Linked DNA regions of Homo sapiens: region 1 is linked to region 2. A link is a loop called in an ENCODE intact Hi-C map of the cell type or tissue named here. Cell type or tissue: chondrocyte. All regions are shown on one strand. Links, peaks and the distances in the headings refer to the core of each region. The heading gives the core; the rest is flanking DNA.

Region 1 (10,500 bases), core at 4,050-6,549, 830 kb after region 2:
CAGGAGTTCGAGACCAGCCTGACCAACATGGAGAAACCCTGTCTCCACTAAAAGTACAAAATTAGCCAAGTGTGGTGGTGCATGCCTGTAATCCCAGCTACTCGGGAGGCTGAGGCAGGAGAATCGCTTGAACTCAGGAGGTGGAGGCTGCAGTGAGCCAAGATCACACCATTGCACTCCAGGCTGGGCAACAAGAGCGAAACTCCGTCTCAAAAACAACAACAATGACAACAACAACAAAACTCCCTCAGGTCTGATCCTGGATTAAAAAACAAAAAGAAAAAAAAACCCTCCCCCAGGCATCCTGTCATTCTTTGGGGGCTCTACAGCACTGTATTCATACCTCTATCCTAATACTGATCACACAGACCAAGGTTTTTCAACCTCAGCACTACTGATGTTTTGGACTGAACAATTCTTTGTTCGAGGAGTCTGTCCTGTATATTATAGGATGTGTAGCAGTATCTCTGGCTTCTACCTACCACATGCCAGCAGCAATCCCCAATCATGACAATGAAAAAAATAGCCAAATGGCCCCTTGGAGAACAAAATCACTCCTGGTCGGGAACCACTGACACAGACTGCAAATATTTAGTGACCTTTCCCCCAAGTAGGAAATTATCGCCTCAAGACAATGCTCACATCTTACTTTATTTGTATCTCGTAATACTTGACATAGACCCGAACATTTCAGTGTGGCTGAATGGAAAAATTATGGTACTATTCTAATAAAAATATAGATGTTAGCAAGAAGGGCTAGAGTGGAAATAAAATAGATTTAAAGCAAAGAGCAAGAAATTGGGAAGTTTATTTTGGGACTTTCTCAGATTGAGTTTCTAGCATATTTAGAATTCAAAAGCAGACAATTAAACCAATGAAAAAATAGAGTATAAGAATTACTACACATCTATGGTATTATTCCAATTAATTGGGTAAAGAATGGTCTTTTCAGGAAATGGTGCTGAATCAATTGAGTATCACTATTCTAAAAATAGAGATAAATAAGAAATAAGGCTTAGGCAGATGGACTGCTTTGGGCCAGGAGTTCAAGGCCAGCCTGCGTAACATAATGAGAGCCCCTCTCTACAAAAAAAACTTTTTTTAAGTAGCTGGGCATGGTGGCACATGCTTATAGTACTAGTTGCTCAGGAGTCTGAGGCAGGAAGATCACCTGAGCCCAGGACTTGGAGGCTGCAGTGAGCTATAATGGCACCACTGCACTCCAGCCTGGGCAACAGAGTGAGACTCTGTCTCTACAAAAAAGGAAATGAAACAAAAAAGAAATAACCCTGACCCCATCTCATACCACACATATACAAAGCTGTTTTTTTTTTTTTAATGAATCTTAAACCTAAAGGTAAAAACAACAACCCACTAAAAGAAAATGAATTTTTTTTTTTTTTAGAGGAAGTCTCACTCTGTTGTCAGGCTAGAGTGCAGTGGCAATCTTGGCTCACTGCAACCTCCCACTCCTGGATTCAAGCAATTCTCCTGCCTCAGCCTCCCAAGTAGCTGGGCTTACAGGTGCATTCCACCACACCCGGCTAATTTTTGTATTTTTAGTAGAGACGGGGTTTCACCGTGTTGGCCAAGATGGTCTCGAACTCCTGACCTCAGGTGATAAGACCGCCTCCGCCTCCCAAAGTGCTGGGATTACGGGCATGAGCCACCGCATCCGGCCTTTTTTTTTTTTTTTTTTTTTTGAGACAGTCTCACTCTGTCACCCAGGCTGGAGTGCAGTGGCGCGATCTCAGCTCACTGCAACCTGTGCCTCCCGGGTTCAAGCAATTCCCACGCCTCAGCTACCCAAGCAGCTGGGATTACAGGCACACACCATCATGCCCAGCTAATTTTTGTATTTTCAGTAGCGAACTGTTTCACCATGTTGGCCAGGCTAGTCTTGAACTCCTGACCTCAAGGGGCCCGCCTGCCTTGGCCTCTCAAAGTGCTGGGATTACAGTCATGAGCCACCACACCCAGCCTAGAAGAATATTTGCATGTCCTTAGAGTAAACAAAGATACAAAAATAATAATAGAGTAAAAGATAAAAAATCGGAACCAGATTTTTTTCATCAAAAGAAAATTTTAAGAAAGTGAAAAAGTAGGCCGGGCACGGTGGCTCACGCCTGTAATCTCAGCACTTTGGGAGGCCAAGGCAGGTGGATCACAAGATCAGGAGTTCAAGACCAGCCTGGCCAATATGGTGAAACCCCGTCTCTACTAAAAATACAAAAAAAATTGGCCAGGCATGGTGGCGGGTGCCTGTAGTCCTAGCTACTCAGAAGGCTGAGGCAGGAGAATCACTTGAACCTGGGAGGCAGAGGTTGCAATGAGCCGAGATCGCACCACTGCACTCCAGCCTGGGCAACAGAGCGAGACTTCATCTCAAAAAAAAAAAAAAAAAAAAAAAAAGAAAGAAAGTGAAAAAGTAACAATAGCTATAAAGTAGACTATTGGGACAATGGATGAAATTTGAATATGAACAATAGTTTCCACAATACTACTGCATCAAATTTAAATGTCCTGGGCTTGATGACAGTGCTATGGCTATATATTTATTTGTAGGAAATTATACTAAATAATTTATGAAAACAGGCAAGGCACAATGAATGGCTCATGTCTGTAATCCTAGCACTTTGGGAGGCCGAGGCGGCTGGATCACTTGAGGCCAGGAGTTTGAGAAGAGCCTGGCCAACATGCCAAAACCCCGTCTCTACTAAAAATACAAAAAATTACCTTGGCATGGTGGTGCATGCCTGTAGTCCCAGCTACTCAGGAGGCTGAGGCAGAAGAATTGCTTGAACTCGGGAGGCAGAGGTTGCAGTGGGCGAAATCACGCCACTGCACTCCAGCCTGGGCAACAGAGCAAGACTCCATCTCAAAAATAATAATAATAATTTATGGAAATTATGGTTCAGAAAATATATGCATAGATACAGAGACTGAAAGAATGACAAAGCAAATAAGGCAAAATCCGTAATTGGTGAATCTCCACAATGAGTAACAGGAATACCTTATATACATTATAAAATTTTCTGGAAGTTTGAAATTTATTGCAAAATAAAAAGCATTTTTTGAAATAGGGTCTTGCTGTGTCCTGTGTCGCCCAGGCTGGAGGGCAGTAACGTGATCATAGCTCACCACAGCCTTGATCTCCTAGACTCAAGTGATCCTCTCCCCTCAACCTCCTGAGTTGCTGGAACCACAGGCACATGCCACATTTTTGGTCAAGACAGGGTCTATGTTGCCCAGGGTGGTCTCAAACTTCTAATCTCAAAGGATCCTCCCACCTCCTCCCAAAGTGCCAGGATTACAGGCATGAGCCACTGTGCCCAGCCTAAAAAGCATTTTTTTTTTTTTTTTTGAGACAGAGTCTCGCTCTGTCACCAGGCTGGAGTGCAGTGGCGCAATCTCGGCTCACTGCAACCTCCACCTCCCAGGTTCAAGTGATTCTCCTGCCTCAGCCTCCAAAATAGCTGGGACTACAGGTGCCCACCACCATGCCTGCCTACTTTTTGTATTTTTAATAGAGACGGGGTTTCACCATGTTGGCCAGGATGGTCTTGATCTCTTGACGTCGTGATCTACCCACCTCAGCCTCCCCAAGTGCTGGGATTACAGGCATGAGCCACCGCACCCAGCCCCCTAAAAAGCATTTTTAAAACCTCACAGAAGATATCAACACATCCGCAACAGAATGGCCAAAATCAAAAAGACTGACAATACCAAGTGCTGCTGAGGATGCAGGACAAACAGAACTTCCACATAATTCTGGTGAGAGTACAAAGTTGGCAAAAACACTTTTGAAAACTATTTGGCAGTACCTACTGAAGGTAAACATGTACTTATCCTATGACACAATAAATCTACGCCTAGGTCAACACCCAAGACAAATGAGTGTTTACGTACACCAAAAATTACCATTTTTTGTTTACATCCATGAAAAATTACCATATATAAGAATTTTCAGAGCAACTTTATTAATAATACTCAAAAACTGGGAACAAAAATGTCTATCAGTCATATAATGGATTTTTCAAAATTTATTGTATTCATATGATAGATACAACACAGCAAAATTAATGTTACACACAATAGCATAAAAACAAATCTTACAGTCATAATGTTAAGAGACAAGCCAGAACATAAGAGCATACCTTTTAAATCTATGACCATATTTCTTAGACATTCAAGAATAGAAAAAAAGAATCTATGGTGATAGAAGTCAGAATAGCAGAATAATGGTTACTTGGAGGTGGAAAGAGGGTAGTACTGCCAAGGAAGTGGCACAAGGGATTCTTTTGAGGTACTGGAAATATTCTAGATCTTAATCCAGGATGATGGTTAGAAGGTTATATATATATATATTTTCAGTCTGTACACTTCAGATTTGTGCATTTTACTGTATGTATATTCAATAACATTTATCAGAAAAAAATTGCATTCCACAGACTTATAAATCAGCTTAGGTCCAAATAATATATTGTTTTAGAGTAGAAAATCATCAAAAAGATCTCAAGTAAGAAAGAGTCCAACTTACAATGATAAATTTCAAACTCACAGTAATGTCTACTGCCTATGTCAAATCAACAAGAGTCACGCCACTATTCGCACACAGGGAAAAATTAAGTTTCAGATGCAAGAGTTCTCTGGAGTGATACTTTAAGAAACATACTACAGGAAAAGATATTTTAATCCACCAATATGGTTAAATTCCAGAAATTACTTCAGTATTACTCTTCATTTCTGCTTTTATTCATCCATAACAACCAATGTCCTCCCACTGTATCTACAGTCTAAGGATCCACCTATTCTCTTTCCAGGAAGAAGAGAATGCACCAAACAAAATAAGGTCCTATTCTCAACAAAGGCAATTTTTTTCACTGGACTTCATCCATATTCAACCTCTCTCTGCTTGCCAGTGTACCCAAATCACTAACTTTATATTACTCCCAAATGAAACCCATAAAAACTGTTTCCTGGCTAACAATCTTAACATGGCAAGGTCTATTGGCACCCAACCTCTAATAAATAGTAGACTAATTGGCATTTACCTCAAGAATGCCCTTGCATATTTGCTCTAAAGCTTTTAGTGTATAAAAACTACACAAAAAGCTTTAGGGCAAAAATTTCCTTTCAAGGAGCAGCCGCACTTTTCTTAGCTCAATGTGGTAGCGACACCTAGTGTTAGGTCATTGAAGTACCGCATATACACAGCTCCAAGAAAACACTACAAATACTAACTTTTGAAAAGAAAATACAGTCATCTCTCTGTATTCACATGGGGTTGGTTCCAGAATCCCTGTGGACACCAAAACCTCCAATGCTTAAGTCCCTTTTATAAAATGGCATGGTATCTGCACATAACCTATGCATATAAAACCTATGCACATCCTCCTATATACTTTAAATCATCTCTAAATTACTTACAATACCTAATACAATGTGCTATGTAAATAGCTATACTGTCATTTTTATTTGTGTTATTTTTTATTGTTGAATTATTTTTTACTTTTTTCCCAAATATTTTCTATCCATATTGACTGAATGCACGTATTCAGAATCCATGGATATCCAGGGCCAACTGTATACTGTTTCACACAATACAACTGCCATATTTTAGGTGATGTAATAAATATATTCTCCATTTTTTAAGAAAAAAATAAGCATTTCAAAAGAAGATAAGACGCTGGGCGCAGTGGCTCATGCCTGTAATCCCAGCACTGTGGGAGGCCAAGGCAGGAGGATCACTTGAGCTCAAGAGTTCAAGATCAGACTGGGCAAGATGGCAAAACCCCATCTCTACAAAAAAATATATATATACAAAAATCAGTTGGGCATGGTGGTGCACACCTGTGGTCCCAGCTACTCGGGAGGCTGAGGTGAGGGAATCGCTTGAGCCCAGGAAGCGAAGCCGTGATTGCACCACTGCACTCCAGCCTGGGTGACAGAGCAAGACTATGTCTCAAAAAGAAAAGAAAAGAAAAGAAAACTAAGTTGCCATTTAAACAGATAGCAAAAAGTATGCGAAAATATCAGAAGACTTTTACCACTGAAACTTTAAGTGAGAACCCTTTATTACTTATAAGACAATATGCTATACAATTTTTGCTTTACATGATTTTTAACATAGTGTAAGTCTAATAATCAAATTCTATTTCTGCTAAAATGATGCCATCTTTCATACTAAGCAGCACTGGTCCCCAGGTCAAGACTCTGGAAACATCTTTAACTTTCTTCTCTTCTAAACGTCTAACCACTTACCATGGTTTTTGGTAATCCTCTCACAACAACAAACTTAGTTCAGGCTCTCAACATCTAACATTTAGACAGTGTTGAAATTCACTCCTAACTAGCCTTATAACCTTTTCTTTTCTCCTGCTATTCATCCCACTGCAACCACAAAATCAATATTACAGACAGCTTTTGGAATGTATGTTACCAAAAGATTCTCAACGAGTCCAAATTATTATGGCTGAAAGAATAAGTTCAACTCCTCATCCTGCAATTCAAATCTCCTCCTTGAAAATTCTGTATCTTATTCTCATGACTACAAAGAATGTATAATGCTAAAATGAATGTTAATAATCACAGAAATGTTATTTGTGTGAAATAAAATAATACATGATTGCATGTCTAAACATACTCATCAAAAACTCCTTCTCCAACTGGATGTCTTGATGATAGTGTTTTTCAAACTGTTTGTCATAAAAGACGAATTATTTTTTGATTTTTCTAAAAGTTGGCACAAATGATACTTCTGTAAACTATATACATATGTTTGGATAGTGTGCACTGGCGAATACTATAGGTTTTGAAAGGCTTACTCTCATTTTCTGCACTTTACCTTTTTGCTGCCAATAACAAACGATTCGCTATCACCAGTTTATGGACCAGCAACAGTCTATGGTTCACACATTTAAAACCAAACTCACTACCTTTCCACCCAAATCTGCTCTTCACATACCTTTCTTATTTTTAAAAGTGATATTACCTCTATTCAAAAATCCTCCAATGGCTTCTACAACTAAGTTTTTTTGTTTGTTTGTTTTTGTTTTTTTTGAGACAGAGCCTCGCTCTGTCGCCCAGGCTGGAGTGCAATGGCGCGATCTTGGCTCACTGCAAACTCCGCTTCCTGGGATCACGCCATTCTCCTGCTTCAGCCTCCCAAGTAGCTGGGACTACAGGCACCTGTCACCATGCCTGGCTAATTTTTTTGTATTTTTAGTAGAGACTGCGTTTCACCATGTTAGCCAGGATGGTCTCGATCTCCTGGCCTCGTGATCTGCCCACCTCGGCCTCCCAAAGTGCTGAGATTACAGGCGTGAGCCACAGCACCCAGCCTACAACTAAATTTTTTAATGGGCAAAAAAATTATACAAATAATTGCTAAAATATATATAAATGGCCAAGAAACATGAAAAAGTACTCCACATTATTAGTCATCAGGGAAATGGTAATGCTAAATGAATCCTCAAGGTATCACCTACCAAAATAGCTAAAATTTAAAAGATCACAAAAATTCGCCAGGCATGGTGGCATGTGCCAGTAATCCCAACTACTCAGGAGGCTGAGGCATGAGAATCAACTGAACCCATGAGGTAGAGGCTGCAGTGAGCAAAGATAGCATCACTGCCCTCCAGCCTGGGCAACAGAGCAAGACTCTGTCTAAAAAAATTTAAAAACTAACCAAATATTGAACTCTAGTTAATTATATGCATGCAAAAGTAGTTAGGGGAAAGCATGTTGATGTTTGCATTTCCTCTGAAATGCAATGAATAAGATGGATGTGAGACAAAGTACAGTAGGCAGCTGTATGAACCCCTTCTGGTTCTGAGGGTTGCCTGAAAAAAAAACTGGAAAAAAAAAAGTATAGTAAAATTTTAAGGGTATATTCTAGTTGAGGGGTCCCCCAATCCCTGGGCCAGGTACTGGTTACAAACCAGGCCTCACAGCAGGAGGTGAGAAGCAGGCAAGCAAAAGCGAAGCTTCAACTGTATTTACAGCTGCTCTCCATCGCGCACATTACTGCCTAAGCTCTGCCTCTTGTCAGGTCAGCAGCAGCATTAGATTATCATAGGCGCGCGAACCCTAACGTGAACCGCGCATGTGAAGTGTCTAGATTGTGTGCTCCTTATGAGAATCTAATGTCTGATGATCTGTCACTGTTTCCCATCACCCACACATGGGACCATCTAGCTGTGGGAAAGCAAGCTCAGGGCTCCCACTGATTCTACATTATGGTGAGTTGTATAATTATTTCATTATATATTACAATGCAATTATAATAGAAGTAAAGTGAACAATAAATTTACTGTGCTTGAATCATACTGAAACTATCCCCACCCTGTGGAAAAACTGTCTTCCACAAAACCGGTCCCTGGTGCCAAAAAGGTTGGGGACTGCTGCTCTAGATGGCGGGTATAAGTAATTTCACCGTAAAAGTCCAACTTTGCTGTATATTTGAAATTTTAGATGTCCTTACAAGGGCGAAAACAAAGCCCTAGCCAACTGCTAACTCTTGGACATAATCTCTTATTCTTTGCTTTGCTCTCCTAACTCCAGCTAAACTGCCTCCTTGCTGTTCTTAAATATAAGAAACATATTCTGCCGGGCATGGTGGCTCACGCCTGTAATCCCAGCACTTTGGGAGGCCCGGGAAGGCAGATCACTTGAGGTCAGGGGTTCAAGACCAGCCTGGACAACATGGCGAAACCCCGTCTCTACTAAAAATACAAAAAGTACCCAGGCGTGGTGGCGCATCCCTGTAGTCCCAGCTACTAGGGAGGCTGAGGCAGGAGAATCGCTTGAACCTGGGAGGTGGAGGTTGCAGTGAGCCAAAACCACGCCACTGCACTCCAGCCTGGGTGACACAGAGAGACTCTGTCTCACAAAAAAAAAAAAAAGAAGAAGAAGAAGAAGAAAAGAAAAAGAAAGAAACATATTCTGCACCTCAGAATGTTTGTACTGGCTTGGAGTGTTCCTCCCTCAAATACCCATATGGATAACTTCACACCACTATGTCACTGGGTCTTTGAGAGGCTTTCCCAGACCATCGTATATAAAAGAGCAACCCACAGCAACAACAACCACCCTATCTATCACCATCTAACATGATACATATTTATTATCTATCTTCCCCACCTACCAGAATGGAAATTCCACAAAGAGAATGACTTTGTTTTGTTCAGTGTTGTCCCAGCACCTTCAACACAGTCTGGCATGTAATAGACAATTAATAAATCTTTGCTGAGTGAAAGAATTAATAAATATATGGGGTAAGTATAACTGACATGGCTGGAAAAGAATGTAATTTGGAAAATCTATTAGGAGCCTTACTTTTATTGATCTCTCCAAATTATATGACCATAAAGATATTTATCTCAATATTATTATTATTTTTTTTTTTTTGAGAGGGTCTTGCTCTGTCACCCAGGCTGGCGTGCAGTGGTGCACAGGTCACTGCAGCCTTGACCTCCTAGGTTCAACTGATCCCCCTGTTTCAGCCCTAATTTTTGTGGTTTTGGTGAGATGGGGTCTCACCCAAGCTGCTCTTAAACTCCTGGCCTCAAGCGATACACCACCCTCAGCCTCCCAAAGTGTTGGGAGTATAGGCGTGAGCCACCATGCCCAGCTACAATGCTCTTTAAAGAGAAAAAATTTAAGAAATCTAAATCAATTTCTAACTATGGAGAAAAGAATGCTTTCATCTCAGAGCCTCTGTTTAGTGTTTATTGTTCCAGTCTTACCCTAAGTATTTTTTAGCTTATATGTCACTTCCTTGTCCTAACATGTCATGCTTTTTTTCATATTACAACTTAAGTTGTATATCCATTTATTTTTATTTAAATCTCTCTCTCCTACTAGCTCCATGACAGCAAAGACCACATCTATTGTGCTTACCCCTGTATATCCCAGACATGTGCTGAATAAATGAACACCGTTTAAATCTTCATAGTTCGTGGCTGTGCGCGGTGGCTCACGCCTGTAATCCCAGCACTTTGGGAGGCCGAGGCGGGCACAGCACAAGGTCAGGAGCTCGAGACCAGCTTGACCAACATGGTGAAACCCCGTCTCTACTAAAAATATAAAAATTAGCTGGGTGTGGTGGCGCATGCCCGTAATTCAAGCTACTCAGGAGGCTGAGGCAGGAGAACTGCTTGAAACTGGGAGGCAGAGGCTGCAGTGAGCCGAGATCACACCACTGCACTCCAGCCTGGGTGACAGAGCAAGACTCCATCTCAAAAAAATAAAATAAAATAAAAAATAACTTCATAGTTCATGGCACCAATCAATCTTAACACTGGGAGAAAAAAAACTTCAAGAAGTATGATATTTTGAGGTGGGGTGTGGTGGCTCACACCTGTAATCCCAGCACTTTGGGAGGCTGAGGCAGGCAGATCACTTGAGGTTAGGAGTTCAAGACTGGCCAATATGGTGAAACCCCATCTCTACTAAAAATACAAAAATTAACCGGACATGGGGCGTGCACCTGTAATC
Region 2 (10,500 bases), core at 3,199-5,698:
AATATAACATTCATCTACATTATACAAAAAGCAGCCACTTTTATGAAAATGAATCCTAAAGTATGTGTGTCAATATTCAACTATTAAGGATGTCTACATGTTTTTCTATCTGTGTTTTTAAGTTAAAAAAAAAAAGAACAGGGAGAAAAATAGTTATCAAGTGACGTTACAGAAAAAAAAATTGCCACCCACAGATGATCTTATCGCACTGATTCTTGCGAAACAGGTGTCTGAACTGATTTGGGAGCTTTGGTTTTATTTTTGTCAGTATTTAATTTCCTGCCATGCAGCTGCAGTTGGTGTTATGAGATTTATGCGATTAAGTGTGCAAAATGACAAACAAGGCTGTCTGGTGCTCGTCTTCCCTCTTTAGTCAACTAATCACCTTTGGATTCTGGGCTCTGTCAATGAGTGAGTCTCTCACACCAGTAAGCCGCATTTATCAATCTAAACATTTGATCTGCACTGACCGCATTAGTTGGAGGAGAGGTCTAAGATAAAAGTTGCAGTTTGGATTTAGGTAGGCATTTTATAATCCCAGGTTGGAAGTAGGTTCCTTGGTTAAAGTAAGCGTCTTTCTTTCTGGTTACGGTGACACCACAGTCCTGCACATGCACTTCGGTTTAGGTGGGAATCACAGCAGTGATGCCAAGATTTAAAGCCTCAAGAGTGGTAAACTGGTCAAGACCATCTCATCTCGCAGTAATGAGGTTACTTGGAATTCAGAATCATTTATTCTTGGAAGCAAAATGTTCACGGTGAAGGCTCAAGGCTTATACGAAATCACTCTGAGCTGATTTTGGGTGCAGTGGATCACACCTGTAATCCCAGCACTTGGGGAGACCAAGGCAGGTGGATCGCTTGAGGTTTGGGGGAGTTCGAGACCAGTCTTGCCAACATGATGAAACTCCGTCTCTACAAAAAATACAAACATTAGCCGGGCGTGGTGGCATGCGTCTCTAATCCCAGCTACCTGGGAGGCTGAGGTGGGAGGATTGCTTGAACCCAGGACGCAGAGGTTGCACTAAGCCGAGATTGCGCCACTGCACTCCAGCCTGGGGGATAGAGTGAGACCCCATCTCAAACACACACACACACACACACACACACAGGGGATAGAGCGAGACTCCGTCTCAAACACACACACACACAAACACACACACACACAAAACCATCCTGACACCAGTACTACAGTTTGCATCTTTCCCTTGCCCTTTACTTGACACACTTGAGGGATTTGAGGTGATTAACAGCTCTCTGTGTTCAAGGTGATGCCTGCCTTCCTGCAGGTACTATCATCTTAGTGTATTAGTGTAGTAATGACTGGGATTTAGGTAACACTGTCTTAAGGAAGATTGCAAAGTATTTTATGCTTGTTATCTCCTCCCCTTGAAGCACAAGCCAGGATTGTTCTTTAGAGCATTCTGGTGGGGAAACTGAAACGCTATTTAGAGGAGAGGACTTGACCTCGGTCCCACAGATACACAGTGGGAGGTATTTTGGGTCTCTGATCTCCCAATTGCTAACCTGCTATTTCTTCAACTCGATTATCATTTCCTCTCCATTTTTCACAGTGAATAGGAGCCATTAGCTTTTACATTTCACTCCAAGATTTTGTTTTTTGCAACAACAAAATCTCTGGACGGTGGGAAAATACATTTATGTGTACCGGCTTGCATTTGTATCATAGCATATGGGTCTCTGCATATGGTTTGCCTTTTTTTTTTTTTTTTTTTTTTTTTCTGAGACAGAGTCTCTCTCTGTCGCCCAGGCTGGAGTGCAGTAGTGCAGTCTCGGCTCACTGCAACCTCCACCTCCCGGGGTTCAAGCAATTCTCCTGCCTCAGCCTCCAGAGTAGCTTGGATTACAGGTGCCCACCACCGGGCCTGGCTAATTTTTATATTTTTAGTAGAGATGGGGTTTCACTATGTTGGCCAGGCTGGTCTTGAAATCCTGACCTCAAGTGATCCACTTGCCTCAGCCTCCCAAAGTGCTGGGATTATAGGCGTGAGCCACTGCTCCTGGCCGGTTTGGTATATCTTTTTAACAAAACAGCGTGTGACAGGATGGCCTCACTCTGAGTCCTGGAAGGCGAGGCACAGGAGCTGATGAATTTTCTTTGTATGGAGGCCCAAATGCACAATGCTGCCATGTTGTGAATGTGATTGGATAGTGTAGAGATGATGTAGGCCTTCTTTATATTTGGGGCTTCGCTTTCTCTTGTTGCCAGCTTTCATAGGATCCTTTCCTTCACCTGTCCCCGGACCAAACCTCACAATTCACATATGACTGTGGGAGTTGACTAAACTCTTTGTAATTCTATAGAATCCTTTATACAAAGCTGATTACAGCTTTGGTGCTTTGTGTACGACCAAGCCCTCTAACACCCAATTTCTTTTGTCAACATAAATCCTAATTTGAGAAACTTTCTTGTGGTAAAAACACAATCTGATGAAGACATGAATTTGGTTTGACTCACATTTGGCTTGGAAATATGTTGTTGATAAAGGATCCCCCTTAAGCGTATTTTTCAACACAGATATTTCTCACTCTGAATTGATTTTTTATAAAGGGAAGGGAAAGGGAGAGAAGGGACATTAGGAATATTGAACATTCATTTTGTATCCGTCTCTGTCTTACATGTTTTCACAAATCTAACTTGATCAAACATTTTTTAAAAAATGTTATTTCTCCCATTTGAACAGAGGAGAAAATTGAGTGAGAGGTCAAGTAACTTGAACAAGTTCCTTGGTAATAAACTAATAAATAGCAGGACCTAAATTCAAATCCTAGCATGTGGGACAGTTACTGGCCAAGGTATACCAGAGAGGTGCTTGGGTCAATTCAAACACTAATAATGAGTGTCATGGAAGTACTGGAATTAAATCTCACTTAAAGATCAAGTGCACTGGCCTGGCGTGGTGGCTCACGCCTGTAATCTCAGCATTTTGGGAGGCCGAGGTGGGCGGATCACGAGGTCAGGAGATCAAGACCGTCCTGGCTAACACAGTGAAACCCCCTCTCTACTAAAAAAATACAAAATAGCCAGGCATGGTGGCGGCCGGCTGTAGTCCCAGCTACTCGGGAGACTGAGGCAGGAGAATGGCGTGAACCCGAGAGGCGGAGCTTGCAGTGAGCCGAGATCGCGCCACTGCACTCCAGCCTGGGAGACAGGGCGAGACTCTGTCTCAAAAAAATAAAAAAAAATAAAAAGATCAAGTGCACTACATACCCAGCCATGGCCAGCCAGATATTAAATATAAACACAAAAGAAATCTCTTCCAATCCTATATCTTGTGGCATTTGAGATTACGTCTATAATCCCAGCACTTTGGGAGGCTGAGGTGGGTGGATCACGAGGTCAGGAGATCAAGACCATCCCTGCCAACATGGTGAAACCCCGTCTGTACTAAAAATACAAAAATTAGCTGGGCTTGGTGGCGGGTGCCTGTAGTCCCATCTACTCAGGAGGTTGAGGCAGGAGAATCGCTTGAACCCAGGAGGTGGAGGCTGCAGTGAGTCAAGATTGGGCCACTGCACTCCAGCCTGGCGAGAGAGAGAGACTCCGTAAAAAAAAAAAAAAAAAAAAAAAAAAAGACCAGACATGGTGGCTCATGTCTGTAATCCCAGCACTTTGGGAGGCCGAGGCGGGTGGATCACGAGGTCAAGAGATCGAGACCATCTTGGCCAACATGGTGAAACCCCGTCTCTACTAAAAATAAAAAAATTAGCTAGGGCATGGTGATACACGTCTGTAGTCCCAGCTACTCGGGAGGCTGAAGCAGGAGAATCGCTTCAACCTGGGAGGCGGAGGTTGCAGTGAGCCGAGATCGCACCACTGCACTCCAGCATGGTGACAGAGAGAGACTCTGTCTCAAAAAAAAGAAAAAAAAAGAAAGAAAGACAGGGAGAGAGGGAGGGAGGGAAAAAGAAAGAAAGAAGAATGAAGGGAGGAAGAGAGAAAGAAAAACGAGAGAGGGAAAGAAAGAGGAAGGAAGGAGAAGAAAAGAAAAGAAAAAAGAACAGAGTAAGAACAACAACAAAAAAAAAAACCTGTAGTAATCAGGCCCAACACAGACTCAAGCCAGAAGACAGCACTAGACCCTGGGCACACGGAGGTAGAGAAGTCCAGAAGGTGAGAGGAGACCTAAATTCTACCTCATACGCATTTCTGCGTAGGTTCCAGTGACACAACTATCCGTGTGCCTCTGAAAATAATTTCTGTACTTTGGGCAGACTGTAGATTGCCTATGCCTGGTTGATGTTTTTATTCCCTGAAAATTTAATCCTAGCAGTGAAGCCATTCATATTCTCAACAGTAGAGGTCCTCAGTACCATAGTTCTTCAGCAAAGATGCTGAAAAAAAAAATTCTCCAAACCTTGAATTATTTGGCGTTTATGGTTGCTTATGGAACTTAAGTCATTTTATGGATACAATTGTCTATTTTTTATGTCATTAATAAACAAAAAAATTTAGTCCTCATGGTCCGATCTTGGCTTAAAATTTCACAGTCTTTTGTAACAGCTGAAATAATGTGTCAAAAATCAGTTAACAGTGAAATAATTTGAAAAAATATATATAAAGCATTCTCTTAAAGCTTTGGGATAAAAAGACCATGAGAAAATGTTTAGAGAAGATGTTGAAATTTGTTGTGATGAAAGTAAACAGTGATTTTTTGGGAAAGATGGGGGGTGTTGGTTCTGTTTTTCTAAAAACTATCAATTTATGTCTTGTCTATTGTGTTTAGAACTATAGAGCTATAAGATACTTAGGGTTTTTTTGTTTTCTTTGTTTTTTGTTTTTGTCCCAGGGATATTTATTTGAATTTTCTACCTGTAAACACAATTTGCTAACAGCTCCATTTACCCTTTCTTTTCACCAAAATTTGACATTGTCCTTAATCCTCCCAATTCTTTATTCTCCATATAACAATCAGGAAATTTTATCATTTCTACCTCCTATATATTGCATGTCCCATTTTCCATCTCTCGGGCCCCCATTGCCCTAGTTTGGGTCCTTAACTTGGTTGTTATAATTTTCTTCTATCCAGTCTTCCTATTTCTAGTTTCATATCTTTTTAAACCATTCATTGCATATTTATAAAACTGTCTTCCTAAAATGCCATTTCCCTGCTTAACACTTCCAGTGGTTTTCCATCACTGCTGAACAAAGCACAAATTTCCTAGCATAGCCTGCCTGTTCCTTTATAACCTTGTCCCTAACTACCTCTCCAGCTCTATTGTTTTCTTCCCTTTTTACCATAGCCCTCAGATCTGTATTCCAACCACACACTGAACTGAACTACTAAGAGTTTCTCAGATGCATCAAATTGTTTCAACCTTTCTGTCTTCGCATGCTGTTTTTCTCCTGAATATTACTATTCTTTCTTCCCTTATTCCTTGTTTACCTGACCAGTACCTAATTCTTCCTTTAAGATCCAGGCCAAGTTATCTTTTGCATTGTAAAACATTTCCTGAACCTCAGGCATTACCTTCTTTGTGCCAACATTCTATATATTCTTCCACTGCCATAGACCCGGTAGTATACTAGCTATTTCTCCTGCTAAACCAATGATTCTCAGTGGTGACAGAGAGTGTGCTGGGGGCAGTGCAATTTTGCCCATCAGAGGACATTTGGCAATGACTGGATCCATTTTTTATTGTCACAGCAATGGGGTGGTGGTGGTGCTACTGGCATCTATTGGGTAGAGGCCAGAGATGCTGCTGAACATCTTCTCATGGCCAGGACAACCTCCCACAACAAAGAATTATCCAGTCAAACATGGGTAGTACCAAGGTTGGGAAACTCTGTGTCAGACCTTAAAATTGTATCTTTTTAAAAAACTTTGAATCCTTAGAACCTAGAACAATGCCAAGCAAAAATTAGGCACTAAATAAATATTGGTTGAAGGAGTGAAAAATTCCATAGAGTTATCTAAAGGGAATCCATTCAAGGATTTTAAAAATATATTATTTGGAAAAATAACCAGAGCCCAAATTCAATCACATTCAAAAGTATAATTTGACATTTATCTTAAAATTTCCTTAATAATGCATAGAAAGACTAGATTAAGATTTTGAACTGATTATATGCCTGTTTCTCCCAAAAAAGTCATAAAATGTCAAAAAACAAGAAAAAGTCTATCAGATTACATATTTTGAAGAACTCCTGAAAGAGACCATAGCCGATGGAAGGGAGGAAATAATCAAAGAAATAATAGAAGAAAATTTCCCAGGTCTGAAGGCAGATGGAAAGGGCCTGCATCGTGGGCTTACCTCAAAATACCAAGAATAAAGACAGGAAAAACCATCTACAAAAGCGTAGATTTTACATTGGCATTTCATGTCTAATTACTAGGACTAGATACCAAAATTATATTGAGATGAAATAATAGCTCAATATAATGAGGGAATATTATCTTAAAACTAAAATATTATTCCTAGTTAATTAATATTTACATAGTGAGACAAAAATTAAGACATTTGCAGACACAGTAAGACTTAGAAGTTTACCACCCACAAATTTTCTCTTTAGAGAATTACTAAAAGACATAAGCCATCCCAACCCCTGCCAAAAAAGGAATTCAGAGGACTATAAGAGATATCAGAAACAAACGGTAAGCAAAGAAGTAAAACCTAGAATAAGTCTGATGATATTCAAGCATAATGAAAAATAGTTAACAACAACCTGGAACTAAAGTACCAGATGACTTCAATGTGTGAAGTAGAAGAAGAAAGACAAAAGTACAAGAAAGAAGATGAATGTTTGCTAAGATTCGTGTTGGGGCCAAGAGGTGCCTAGATATATACACAAATGATTTTAAAAAGAGAAAAATTAGAAAGCTTAATGTAAAATGTAAAAGAATCCATTAGGAAAATGGAATATATAGTTTCCAAAACAATAAATAAAGGGAAAAAGAAGAAATAAATAAATCCAACAGAAGACAATAAAAAAAGAAACAATAGTAAATAGAAAACATAAAGTGAGGTAGCAAGATTAAGTCAAAATATACCGGTATTCTTAATAAATGTAAACCTGTTAAATTTTCCAATTAAAGGACAGAAAATCCAATTAGGTTTTAAAAAAATCTTGTCATATGTTATTTACAAGATTCATATATAAGATAAAATGATGAAGAAAAGTTTGAAGTGAAGAAATGGAAAAATCTATCCCAGATAAATGTTAAAATAAGGAAGCAGATATAGTAATATTAATTTCAGACAAAATACTAGTTTTAGTGTAAAAGATGAAAAACGACAAAAGGGACAAGGATTTTTCATTTTGGTAAAAATATAATCCATCAAGAAGAAATAAGAATTTTGAACTTTTATGAACAAGAACATAGCTTTAAAATATACATTATTCAGTAACAATTGACAGAAATACAAGAAGAAATTCACAAATCCATAATTAAAGTGTAAGAGTCTAACAACTCTCTCTGAGAAATCAGATGATCATGTACACACACAAAGTAAAGACATAAGGATTTAAACTAACAATCAAACAAACAAATCTAAACAATACACATAGAACATTATACCCAGGAAAAGCATAATACATTTATCTTCAAACATCCATGGAAGATTCTCAAAATTCAGCCATGTATTAAATTGTAAGGGAAATATTAATAAATACCAGAAAAACAGAAATCTTATGTGACATGAATTTCCAATCACAATTCAATAAAATTAGTGATTAGTAATTAATAAAGGATATTTTCCCCAAAAATCTCTCTACGAGAAAAAAATTAAACATCTTTAATGTTATTCCATCAAATTACAAACTATGTGGAAATAAAAATCAAGAAAAGCACAATATACCAAAATCTACTGGATGCAAACAAAGTGATATTTAGAGGATACTTTTAGAGTATTAATAGAATATAGAAAGATTCAAATGAGTTAATTAAGACTTTGACTCAAAGAATTAGGGGAAAAAACAATAAAATAAGCCCCCCAAAGGAGTAATGAATTAATCAAGATGAAGGCAGAAATTAATGCAAAACTCAAACTAGTAGAACCAATGAATAATACAAAAAATTGAAGTTAAAACAATCAGTAAAATATACAAAGTTCTTGCAAATCTGATCAAGAACAAAGAAAGCACAAATAAATATATTTAAAGTTTATCTACATACCAATAAATTTTAAAATCTAAATAAAATGGAAGACTTTCTAGAAAAATGTAACTTAACAAAATCTATTCCATAAGATAAACAACTTAACATATTTAAAAATATGTTAAGTGAGAAGTCTTCCTCTACAAAATCTACAAAATCTCAAGGAATAATTGTTTCTTTTAATAGATAAAATGCTCTAGAACACAGTGAGCTAAAACTTCCTATCTCAGCCTCATAGGCAGAAACCAAATCTAGACAAGGGCAGCCTACACTTAGATATAGACCAATGTCATTTATGAAAAAGCAAAAATTTAAATAATATATTCACAAATCAAGTCCAGTGATATTTTAAATAAATACATTATGTCAAACCAGGATATATGTCAGAAATGCAAAGGTGATTTAGTAGTCTATAAATTATTTAATTAACAGAGAAAAAGATAATCTCAATGGCCCCGACTTTTAAAAAAATTTAATAAAACTCAGCACCCATTCATTCCTTATTAAATAAACAGACAACCATTTTTAGTAAATTAGAGATAAAAGTAAACTTCCTGAACTTGACAAAATTTATCTATTAAGAAATCTAATCAAATATATAAGCATTTCCTTTAAAATCTGGAACCAGATAGGATGTCCTTTATAACTACTGTTTAACGTTATACTGAAAGCCGATGCAATGTGATAAGAAAAGTAAATGAGAATAATAAATATTGGAAACAGACAAAAGTGTCATTGTTTGCAAACCATGTGCTAATTAGAAAAATCAACAGCTCTAAGAACTAATAAGAGAATGTGCAAAGTAACTAACTAAAGATCAGTGTAGAAACATCGATAGATGTCTTTTATCCCAGCAATTACAGGAAATAAATAAATTCCTAGGAAAAAACTTAACAAGAAATGTGTATGAACTACATAAAATAAACTACTGAACCTCAGTGAAAGCTATAAAAGAAGAATCAATGGAGTTAAATACCATGTTATTGGATTGGAAGACTCAATATTGTAAAGATGACAGTTCTCCTCAAATTATTCATAAGTTTAATGCAATCTCAAACAAAATCCTGATAAGTATTTCCATGGAACTTGACAAGCTGATTCTCAATTATTTACTAAAAAGAAACTGAATAAGACCATAACAGAACTACTTGATAAAGAACAATGAGGGAGCAATTACCTTACCATATCCAAAACCTGCTATAAAGATACAATAATTAAAGCATTGTTTAAAAGAATAGAAATCATGCAATGTCTGCTTTAAGACCTCAACAGAATTAAACAAGAAATCAATAACAGAAAGATAGCTGGAAAATACCAAAATACTTGGAGATTAAACTATACACTTCTAAATAACATATATGTCAAAGAAGAAATCTCAAGAGAAAATTTAAAATATTTTTGAATTAAATAAAAATAAAAACACAACTTATCAAAATTTGTGGGATGTGGCAAAACCAGTGCTTAGGGGAAAATCTATAACATTGAATGTGTACATTAGAAAACAAAGATCTAAAATCAGTCATCTAAGTTTCCACTTTAGGAAGTTAAAAGAAGAAGAGCAAATTAAATCTGAAGTAAGTAGAAGAAAAGAAATAATAAAATCTGGAACAGAAATCAATGAAATTGAAAATAGGAATTCAATAGAGAAAAATCAATGAAACCGAAAGCTGGTTCTTTGATAAGCCCCTGGCCAAGCTAATCAAGAAAAAAGAGAAAGGACACAAATTACTAATATCAGAAATGAAAGAGGAAACATCACTACAGACCCTATGGACATTACAAAGATAATATAGGAATACTATAAACTATTTTCTGCCCACAACTTTGATAACCTAGATGGAATGGACCAATTCCTTGAAAGACACAATCTGCCAAAAGTCACCTAAGAAGAAATGCTCTGGCCTATACCTATTAAATAAATTGAATTAGTAATGAATGACCTTACAAAATAGAAAGCACCAAGCCCAAGTGGGTTCATAGGTGAATTCTACCATATTTACTTTCAGAAGATAAAAGCATTATCCTAATGTCAATGCCAGACAAAGACATTAGAAAGAAAGAAAACTGCAGACCAATATTGTTCATGAACACAGATATAAAAATCTTGAGCAAAATATTAGCAAATTGAATCCAAGAATGTATAAAAAACTCTACACCATTACCAAGTGAGATTTATCTCAGGTATGCAAAGCTGATTCATCATTTAAAAATCAATTAATGTAATTCATCACATCAAAAGAAGGCTAAAGAAGAAAAATCACTTTATCATATCAATAAATGCACAAAACAGCGTTTGACAAAATGTAATGTCCATTAATGATAAAAACTCTCAGTAAATTAGAAACAGAGGGGAGCTTCTTCAATTTAATAAAGAACCTCT

The links. Peaks named below come from ENCODE experiments on the same cell type or tissue, not always from the same donor. Only the 100,000 strongest peaks of a DNase experiment are listed, where the experiment ranks them.
Region 1: a loop joins it to region 2, with 6 times the contacts of the local background. A loop is called at or near these places in 18 of 110 quality-filtered maps.

Annotation. Positions count from the first base shown.
Region 1 is chr17:60,715,624-60,726,123 of GRCh38, reverse strand. All of the region lies in intron 5 of BCAS3 (BCAS3 microtubule associated cell migration factor), which reads right to left. Among named protein-coding and RNA genes, the nearest start is that of BCAS3, 43 kb to the right of the region's middle. In chondrocyte, for the core only: CTCF peaks have their summits at 4,984 and 5,186 (motif pointing left); no DNase peak of the experiment used is centred there.
Region 2 is chr17:61,545,177-61,555,676 of GRCh38, reverse strand. No RefSeq gene overlaps it. Among named protein-coding and RNA genes, the nearest start is that of NACA2, 41 kb to the left of the region's middle. In chondrocyte, for the core only: CTCF peaks have their summits at 4,121 and 4,321; no DNase peak of the experiment used is centred there.